Regions from separate parts of the Homo sapiens genome. Here region 2 is linked to region 1. The links are chromatin loops, found by intact Hi-C in ENCODE. Cell type or tissue: transverse colon. All regions are shown on one strand. Links, peaks and the distances in the headings refer to the core of each region. The heading gives the core; the rest is flanking DNA. Region 1 overlaps UBASH3B (ubiquitin associated and SH3 domain containing B). Region 2 has its middle 17 kb from the start of LINC02727.

Region 1 (5,379 bases), core at 285-5,284:
GGCCAACGTGAACTCCATGCCATCCTTGGTATTTTCCATTCATGTTGCCAGACCATCTCTGTTTCAGGTCAGCCTCCTCAGACACCCAGAGAGGCCTATCCTAAGCCAAACCCCCTCACAGAGGTGTAGGGCCAGCACTGCACATCGCTGCACAACTGAGCTTGCCTTCTCAGCCCGCTGTGATGCAAATATTTGGATTCTTTTTTTTTTTTTTTTTAATTGAGACAGAGTTTTGCTCTTGTTGCCCAGGCTGGAGTGCAATGGCACGATCTCGGCTCATTGCAACCTCTGCCTCCCAGGTTCAAGTGATTCTCCTGCCTCAGCCTCCCTAGTAGCTGGGATTACAGGCATGTGCCACCACGCCCGGCTCATTTTGTATTTTTAGTAGAGGCGGGATTTCTCTATGTTGGTCAGACTGGTCTTGAACTCCCGACCTCAGGTGATCCGCCCGCCTCGGCCTCCCAAAGTCCTGGGATTACAGGCATGGGCCACCGCTCCTGGCCAATATTTGGATTCTTATTCACCTTCTGTCCTTGTCTTGCTGTCTTTCATTTCCCTCCCTGACAGTGGAACCTTCACTACTTCTGCCCCCTAAAGGTTCTGCCATGTCTGCAATCCCCATAGTCTCTACAGTGTGATTTTCCTATTACAGTGGCCCCTCCTTATCCTTGGGGATACTCAAGACTCCCAGTGGATGCCTGAAAGCGCAGAGAGCACCAGACCCAATTGTGCCAATCGGATTCTGTTTCAGGTCATGTCTTCCACCCACAAATTTAACACCTTTTCCATCCTAACTAAGCAATTATCATGCACTATGGCTATAACTTTTGCAGTTTGAGGTGTGGCAGCAAAACCAGCACAAATTTCTTCTTCCTTCTTCACAATCTCATGGATGGAAGATGAGTTTTTACTGTAGACCTGGGTGACTTTGGCATGCAATTTTTTTTCTTTCATTATTAAGTTGAGAACTTTCACCTTTTCACTTAAATGGAGAACTTTACGTCTTCTCTTTGGGGATATCCAAATTGCCAGCCTCACTACTCTTGCATTTTGGGGCCATTATAAAGTAAAATAATGGTCATGTGAACATAAGCACTGCAATACTGGGACAGTTGGTCTGATAACCTAGATATCTAGTCACTAGATAACTAAGTGACTAACAGGCGGAGAGTGCAAACAGTGTGGATTCACTACTGCATCCACAGCCTGTATCCAGACTAGACAAAGGGATGATTCATGTCCCTAGTGGAATGGAGTTGGATGGCTCAAGATTTTATCATGCTACCCAGAACGTCACACAATTGGAAACTTGTGAGTTGTTTATTTCTGCAATTTTTCACTTAATATTTTTGGACCACAGTTGACCACTGGTAACTGAACCCTTGGAAAGTGAAACCACAGATAAGGCAGGACTGCTCTACTAGTTTGTTTAAATGTTTGCTCTCTTGTCACACTCACTACTGAGGTTTTTGTACCCAGACATGTCCTAGCCTAGAGCACTGCATTCTGGTCTTCCCATGGCCACGTTCTTTAGTACAGAGTGAAGAGTTCTTAGTTTGAAGGAGATGTGCATACCCTGGAGCCTATGTGTCTCCCACCCCGACGACACACACACACACACACCATGCTCTGGATATTAGGAACACAAATGATGAGGAACCTGCTTCCGGGGTGTCTCCCCCATCTCTAGTCTCCCAAAGACAGACAGCCCTAGCCCTGAGGATGACAAAGGAGCTTCTGTTTGTGGGGGTGTGGACACAACTTTGACATCTTCTTGGGGTACCCATATGCATACATGTGAGGACCCTCCTGGTACCCCCACAGAAGCCAGGGTCTGAGCTAAAAGCAGATGGAAGCAGACCACAGGAGAACAGACCAAGGCCGGCTGGCTGCTGGCTCTTCCCAGGTTGCCATACCCTGACACACAATGGCAAGAAGTCTGAGCCTCTAACCAGGTTGTTATGAAGGTATATTGGCCAAGGTTGGAGGCTAAGGCATATTTATGAGTTGGTTCGCTTGATTTATTATTTGTAAACATTTAGACATTGGTGTATGTGGGCCTCTCTTTATACTCTTGCCCAGGCCCTGCACGTTGTAAGTCTCTGTTTCCTAATGGAGACACAGGAATTTTGCTCTGGGCTGGACTTCATCTTGCCTTAAGGAAGGCTTGTGTTCTTCCATGGTATTTCCTGCAACTTGTAAAATACAACTTGTAAAGTCCTATTGTAGCCCCACGTATTTCCTGTGTTTATAATGGAGATGAAATCGTGGTTTGTCTTTCCACCACCCATCTTTCCACCCCCAACAACCCTCAATTAGATAAACTAACAAGCTAATTAAAAATAGCCTTAAAGTAAGGACACTTGTGTAAACCAACAACTTTATCAGAAAAGGTTTTCCCTGGAATTTCCCATCCTCATTCAAAGGGACAGGCAGTGTTCTGGATTCCAAACAATAGATTCTAATCAATAGCTCCTCCTATTCAAATAGTGGCAGAATCCTACCTGCCTTCCTTCCCTCCAGTGGAATGTTAGTATCTCTCTCAATGAATCATTAAAATTCCTGGCTTGTTATGATGTACCCGTCACTATACCTACATAATATCAAGCAGAAAGCTTTTGAAGGCCTTTTGGGATAGCAGAGCAAGGGTCTCCCCACCCAACTGGTCATATAATTGGCTTTTCTCTCTTTAAAGACTCGAAGCCTTTGTGCTAAACAGAAAATGCCAAAGGTCTTTGGATATGGGGAGTCGAGTGTAGAGGTGGGGTGTTGGCTTCATACACAGCAGAGAATGTTTCCCTCCTTTGCTGTGGAAGACTAACCTTAGCAGCTTCCCACTCACTCCATCTCAAACCCAATTAAATTTTAATTCAGATCATCACGAATACAAAGTGCTTTCTTCAATCTCTATTATTTCTGGAGTTCCCTGGTGTCCAGTTTAAAAAATTCTTCAGGGAAAGATGTCTGGCAGTGATTGGATGAAGGTATTGACTTTGGAAAGAGGAGTCTTAACATCAACAAGTATGTCAACGATAAGTCACTAGAAACAAATCCCAGCCATCCAGTTTGCTTGTTTATGTGGTTCAAGTGCCTCGCGCCAAAGCATGGCCCAGATCCAAGTTTCACATCAGTAATTCCTGCCATTCAACATGTTTAGCTTTTGTTTCTTAATGGGTGTTGACAGACAATCTACTTCCCATAATCCTCCATTCGCAGCTGCCTTCATTGATGTATTCATTCCACACATGTGTTGAGTAGCCCTGGAATTTTTGCTTTACAGACACCCATGGATATGTCAACAGATTATTATTGTAATGATAAGAGTATATGATAATAGAGGTATGTATAGCACTGCATGAACTCAGAAGAAGTAATGTCTTGTCTTATTGAAGAACTAGAATATCTTAGAGGATGACAGTTGACTTGTATCTTGAATGATGCACAAGAGAATTTACAGCAGATTTGAGCAGTCAAAATTTAATGTCTCCTCTCTTTTTTTTTGTTTTGTTTTTGAGACAGAGTCTCACTCTGTCGCCCAGGCTGGAGTGCAGTGGCATGATCTCAGCTCACTGTAACCTCCGCCTCCTGTGTCCAAGCAATTCTCATGCCTCAGCCTCTTTAGTAGCTGAGACTACAAGTGTGCACCACCACACCTCATTAATTTTTTGTGTTTTAAGTAAAGATGGGGTTTTGCCATCTTGGCCAGGCTGGTCTTGAACTCCTGACTTCAGGTGATCTGCCTGCCTCAGCCTCCAAAGTGCTGGGATTACAGGCTTGAGCCACCACGCCCAGCCAAAATTGAATGTCTCCTCCCTTAAGATTTGTACTTCAAAAGCTTTTGGTTTTCATGAGCACAGAAAAGGGGCTGATAGCCTGGTGATCAACTGTGGGCCTTATCAACAGCTACAGTGAAGAGGAAGACATTGAAAAGAGCTTGACATGGCTGAGCCTGAGGAAAGGACTTGGCCTGAGCAGACGGGGATTCCCAAGGAGAAAGGAAGAGGCTCAAGGTCTGAAGCCACTGTGCTCTGACCCCATGTCTTTGCTTGAATGGTGTTCATAGATTTACTAGTTGTTGGTGGCTTCCAGTATACCACTAGGGTGGGAACTGGCTGTCCAGAAAAGCCATCTGGGAGGGACACTTGGTGAGCACACTGTAATCTGGCTTAGCTCAGCATCCTGAAGATGTGGTGTGCTTCACAAGCAAGCCTCACTCCAACGACTGCCTTGGTTTACATCTTGAAATAAGTCCTCATCACTGGATGAGTATTTTAAGATGCAGCTTTCATCAAGACGGTTTCATTAAGGCAATTCCAGTAGAGTGAATAATCATTTTCCCCCCTCATCAGATGTGCTTAATCTTATAGAATTATGATGAGTTTAATCCTCACTTTTTAAGCTGTATCTTAAAAAAAAAAAAGAAAAAGAAAAAGAAAAAACCCTTAGAGAAATGATCCTGCATCTGTGTCAAAACGTTTCCCTCTGCATTTTCAGATCTGTCTTTTCTAGGTCACCATTGCTCTTTATGGCTTTCCTTATCACAGTTTTTTCTAACTTCCTGTTTCCTAGCAAACTTTATATAAACTCATTTTATTTTTACTTAAGCCATTCAGGAGTGAACTTTTCCCCTTTTTGGAGGCCAGTACTTTTTCTGCACCTTATTATTATTGTACACATGAGGGTCAGAGTTATTTCAAATGTTTTGACAACCTTCAATTATTTGCACTTAAGAGGTTGAGTAGAGAAGAACTGCATAAATTCCAAGCAAAATGACATTAGAACAATCACATGGATAATACCCAATAGCATATATTTCTCGTTTGTTTATTTGCCCTTGGAATGTACTTAAAATAGTATTTTTAGTGCACTAAACTGCTTCATTTGCAGTTCTTACACTAGATGGGCAATGAAATTTACAGTCCCGAACATGTGGGTAACAGAAAGCTAGTGTAATATAACTCTTTCCTAACCAGAACAGCTTGTCACAAAGACAGGCTAAATACACACTCTTCTAGTTAAGGAAAGAAATGCAATGCTAGATGAACAGGAAGTCCTGTTCCACCAGCCCAATTCACAAAGACCTAGACCTCATTCCTTTAGTTATTAAACATTTGTTGAGCACCTAATATGTGATAGAGGCGAGAGGTTCAAAGAAGAAAAAGACATTGCCCTGTCCTCTTTGGGTTCGGTAAAGGAATACACAGTGTGGGAAATGCCCAGAGAGTTCTGAGAGTCCCTAGTAGCAACAACTAATTCCACCATATTTCACAGAGAAATATTTGATCTGGACATAGAAAAGTATGTAGAAGACATCTATCTACTTGTCGAAGTGGGGAAGCCGAGTTCCAGGCAGAGGGCCCAGCATGTGCAAAGGCAAAG
Region 2 (5,379 bases), core at 129-5,128, 560 kb after region 1:
TCATTATGCTACTCTCTCTGCTTTTGTATGTGTTTCACTTTGCTGGGCATGGTGGTTCACGCCTGTAATCCCAGCACTTTGGGAGGCTGAGGCGGGTGGATCACCTGAGGTCAGGAGTTCAAGACCAGCCTGAACAACATGGTGAAACCTTGTCTTTACTAAAAATACAAAAATTAGCCGGGTGTGGTGGTGGGTGCCTGTAGTCCCAGCTACTCAGGAGGCTGAGGCAGGGGAATTGCTTGAGCCTGGGAGGCGGAGTTTGCAGTGAGCCGAGATCGAGCCATTGCACTCCAGCCTGGGTGACTGGACGAGACTCTGTCTCAAAAGAAAAGAAAACAAGTAGGGATTGACAGTAATCATTGAAAGATAAATTGGACCTGGTTGACCAGGAAAACGAGGAAACTCATTTTGGAGATCAGAAATGGAGCACTGACCATTCATACAAAACTTCATATTTCTCAGAACAGTTTCCCATTCCACAGCTTTATCATTGTGTTCTCTTGTTGCCTGTGAGTTAGGCATGTCAGGCATGAAGCTGTGAATGAGAAAACTGAAGTTATGAGACCGAATGATCTGTCACAGGTACTAAGAGGCCACGCTGGTGTTAGAACTCATGTCTATCCTTAGGCCACAGAGGCAGGAGCAAGGGCCTTAGGGAGACTGTCCTGGCTACAGACCGGGGTCCATGCTGGAGGAGTTGGAAATATGGTTGCTTACATAGTGGCATCAAATTAGGAAAAAGCTCAGAAGTCACAAAGAAAAGGTTAGACTAGTGTCAAAGGTAGATTATTTTTCTTTCCACACTATTGCCCCTTGCCCCACACTTCACCCTTCCCACATACGAAGAAATATAGAAACAATTTTTTTTCTTTAGGCAGTGCAAAATGTTCAACTCTACTGCTTTTAAAATTAAGAAATGAGATTTTACAATCTTTTTTTTTTTTTGAGATGGAGTTTCACTCTTGTTGCCCAGGCTGGAGTGCAGTGGCGTGATTTCGGCTCACCGAAACCTCTATCACCCAGGTTCAAGCGATTCTCCTGCCTCAGCCTCCTGAGTAGCTGAGATTACAGGTGCCCATCACCATGCCCGGCTAATTTTTTGTATTTTTGGTAGAGATGAGGTTTCATCATGTTGTCCAGGCTGGTCTAGAACCCTTGACCTCAGGTGATCCACCCGCCTCAGCCTCCCCAAGTGCTGGGCTTGCAGGCATGAGTCACCATGCCCAGCCAGATTTTACAATCTTATTCAAAAAAATGTATTAACACAAAAACCATTTCAATTATGTATTTTAGTCAAGGAGGATAAGAGGAGCAGGAAAAATGAAGGCAGGGGAGAGAGGTGGAAAGGGAGAAGATGAGCAGGGGAGACAGGAAGAAATATTTTGAGCAGAAGATTAGTGATGATAAACTATCCTTATTCTACTGCTGCTATTCACTTGCGCCCCAGGCTTCGAAATGGATTTTTGCCTATTATGTCTGTCCTTTGAAAATCAGGATAGCTGATTGTATCGTTAGCCTTTAGGAACCCAGACTTCTAGTGTGAAGGAAGAAAGTGTACATGTGCCGCTGGCCAAGGGCAGAGCACACACAGAGCCTTAAATGAAAACCAAGAAGAGCCAGGATTATTTTCTGCAAAATACAATGTTGAGCAGAGTCCACCTCCCACAGGACGCAATGCCCTGCGGGTGACTTGACCACTGGGAAAGAAGGGCAGTGGCCAGGGTCCCCACACTCTTCATCCGGGGCCTGATATCATGAGGTCTGACTCAGTCTTCACTAGAAAACCCATAATCTCCTTGAGTCCCAAGTCTTCCTTGACCAAGAGCTGTGAATCACTAAATTCTAGACGAGAAACAACCATTCCATTGCATATCTGTTTTTCCGTCCTAATTCCTAAATTTTAAAAATAATGTCTTCTCTGTATTAAAACCACACACATGCAGTCAATCACTAGCCAGAATAATGGTGCAACTTTATCAATAGCACTTTTAGGAGCTATCAAATACTTAGACGCTATCTCACTATTCTCAGGAGTTTGGTGCGACAAGATGCTTCTTCCTGTGTTGTGAAACACAGACTGACATGATGGAACTGAAAACGTATTTTTCAATGCCTAGAAGCGTCTATGCTTTATTACTTTCCTTCAGATAGAAAAGGTGAGAAACAGTGACATATACCTTGCTTCATGGAATTACAATCCCTGGCAGTGATCACGTACACCTTCCTCAAAACATTCTTTTGAGGCTGGAAGGGAGGAGAGGCGATTCTCTTATTTGACAAAACGGAGAACAAAGCAATCGAGTTGTTAGTCAAAGTTCCCAAAGTATGTTAATGATGATATTAAAATAATTTTACACTTTAACTGTATTGATCTGCAGACCAGAACTCTTTCCATTCATCCAAAAGACACATATTGATTTATTAATTTTTAGTGATTATTAGGAACTATTCTACCATCTGGGGGTGCAAAGATGGATATGAAAGACACAGCTCTTAGGAGAGGCAGAGAAGTAAACAAAAGGTTCAAAGGCTCCTTCCGTGAGGGTTTTGTTCCACTTCTCTCAGTCTCTGTGTTAGTGGAAGGTAAGGATGGGGGGAACTGAAAGGCTAAAAACAGGGTTGAGAGCAGATGCCTGGGCTGCCTTGTGTAGCAGTCAGCACCTAGGGCAGCATGGGCCCTGGGAGATGTGGTTAGGAAAAGGCCATTTTCCTGATAGAGTAACCTGCTTTTTCTGAGACAGGGTCTCTCTTTCTGTTGCCCAGGCTGGAGTGCGGTGGTACAATCAGAGCTCACTGCAGCCTTGAATTCCTGGGCTCAAGTAATCTTTCTACCAGAGCCTCCCAAGTAGCTAGGTGTACAGGTGTGTGCCACCACACCTGGCACATTTGTGTGTGCCTGTGTGTGTGTGTTTGTGTGTGTATAGACAGAGTGTTGCTATGTTGTCCAGGCTGGTCTTGAACTCCTGGTCTCAAGGGGCCCTCCTGCCTTGGCCTCCCTAAGTGGTTTATAGGCATCCACTGGGATTACCCAGTGGGGTTATCCACAGGCATGTGCCACTGTGCCCAGCCCTGAAGTCAGCCCAGAATAGATGAGAATGAGCTATCTACTGATGAAACTACCTTGAGAGGTAGTTGTGAGTATAATCCTGAGGAGTGGAGAGCAGGAGAACTACAACCAAGGGGACCAGAGAACCTTGAGGCTAAAGCTCAAACCAGACGACCTGCATTGCAGCCTGTCTGAAATCATGCAAGGAGGCAGGAAGGGAGTGTGCGTCCAGTCGTGTGACCCAGCCCTGACCCAGGCAGAGGGTGTCCTGAGCCCTTCCCTTACAGGAGCCCTCCATGTGCCAGCATTCTGACCCATTTCAGGTGAGTTTCCTGTGCTGAAAATGAGCAGACATCTGTGATATAACCTTTTAACATGCTCCAATACCCTCATCCAATGCACCTTGCTTTGATCCCATCCCACCAAGCCACTGAAATTGGTTTATCCTATAGATTTTCATAGGAAAGAGGAGGTGCTGTCTCACAAATATGACCAATAACCACTCAGCAGTAATAAATCTGACTGTTACTTGACATGTCATCCCTGGTTAATATATTTTCTTGTGAACCTGATAGGTATGCATCAGATAACCAGGAAGGGAACTAGTAAAATCCAATTTTCAGGCCTGCAAAGCTGAAGACCAGAAATGGGACTTTCCAAGGTAGTTGTAATTTTCTTGGCCACCCTAGTTCTATTATCTGGAGTGCTGTCTAACATTTAGTTAGGTGCTCAATAAATGTTACCATTATTACTACAAAAATATTCCTATTTGTTTGTTAGTTTATTTTTACGGGCCAGGCACGGTGGCTCATGCCTGTAATCCTAGTGATGGCAGCAGTGGCCCGTCTGGAGCAGCTGCTGCAAAGACACCTACTGCAAAGTGGGAGGCACAGCCGGAACTGCGCCCTCCATGGAGCAGGTGGAGCTGGGAACAGGTGGGAGGGAGCCCTGCCTCCTTCCGAGTTGGCAGGGTGGGAACCCCTCCCTCTGTGGCTGCAGACCCAGGGATCGCTGCGCTCTCAGGGACCTGGGAAGCCCCCCTTCCCCCGCAGGCTCAGAAGTACCTGCTCTGGCTGTCTGGTCTCTGCCCACTTTCAGGGCCTGCTCTGGGGTGGAGCAAAGTTGTGGCTGAGCCCAGGCGCTGCTGTGACCTGTCTGGGTGTGTGCACACTCAGGGTGGCACTGACACACCAGCCCCCAGCTGCCTCAGCCCCCTCCAGACTTTGGGCACTGATGAGCACAGGAGGGAGGCCAAGAAGGGGCCGAGGGTGGCTCAGCACAGGCCTGCAAGCACCCCTTGGCATGAACAACCTGGGTGCTGCGGATGACATGTAGACAGCAGCAGGAGGCAGACAGGCTCCTGGGCGGAAAGGGGCCGGCCCCCAGTGAAGACCCACCCTCAAGCCCCAGATGGCCTGAAGCCTGGGGGTGGGAGTGTCAGGTCTGGGTGGAGTCCATGGCACAGAGTGAGAATTTATGGTGCTTTTTCTGGCCCGCCCATGGCTGTTCTTGGACCAATCAGCAGGCACTTCCTCCCTTCTGAAGCCCATAAAAACCCCCAGACTCAGCCAGACTCACAGAGACATCGGGACTACCAGCTGTAGGAAGGAGCTACCAACTTAAGTTCTCCTGGACTGGTCAGGATGACCTGCCTGTGGAAAGGAGCTACCCACTTCAGGTCTTCTGAGAGCTGTTCTGTCGCTCAGTGAAGCTCCTCTCCACCTTGCTCACCCTCTAGTTGTATGTTTCTCATTCTTCCTGGATGCAAGACAAGAACTCAGGACGCTTCAGGACTGAAAGAGCTGTAACACAAAGAGGGCCGAAACACACTCCTCCTTCTCCCCCACCCCAGTTAACCACGTTGCAGGTGATGAGAAGGAGAGAAGAGCTGCCATTCTTTGGGGAGCCTGGACCTAGGGGCTCCCTGAGCAAAGGCTATGACACCATCTTTGGGGCTTCGTGGTTCCTGGCATCTCCAAGCTTCTGGGTGCCACCATGTTCCCTGGTACCCACAGTGGAAGCTGCTTGTGGTACGCCTGGTCCAGCTGCAGCCTTGTGTGGAGCTGGTGCCTGTGCTGGCTCCTGGAGCTGTTCACCCTGCTGCAGCTGGCATGCCTGGCTGTGCGCAGTGGCCAGACCCTGTGCTTGCTCACACACCCCTTGCTGTTCTGCACCTGACTTGCCCTTGGCAGGCATGGGATCCAAGCTGGTAATGTGATCCAAGCACAGCTTGCAGGGCTGAGTGGCTGAAACGAGCCCAGTGGGCCCAAGCAAAACTCGGGCTAAGATGCCCCCGGCCACAGAGGTTTCCGGTTGGAAAAGCGACACCCTAA

What was found. Peaks named below come from ENCODE experiments on the same cell type or tissue, not always from the same donor. Only the 100,000 strongest peaks of a DNase experiment are listed, where the experiment ranks them.
Region 2: a loop joins it to region 1, with 12 times the contacts of the local background. A loop is called at or near these places in 1 of 110 quality-filtered maps.

The regions. Positions count from the first base shown.
Region 1 is chr11:122,730,392-122,735,770 of GRCh38, forward strand. The region is part of intron 1 of UBASH3B (ubiquitin associated and SH3 domain containing B); the gene reads left to right. Among named protein-coding and RNA genes, the nearest start is that of UBASH3B, 77 kb to the left of the region's middle. In transverse colon, for the core only: no CTCF peak of the experiment used is centred there; a DNase peak (open chromatin) is centred at 3,102.
Region 2 is chr11:123,294,716-123,300,094 of GRCh38, forward strand. No RefSeq gene overlaps it. Among named protein-coding and RNA genes, the nearest start is that of LINC02727, 17 kb to the right of the region's middle. In transverse colon, for the core only: no CTCF peak of the experiment used is centred there; no DNase peak of the experiment used is centred there; H3K27me3 peaks cover 2,476 bases.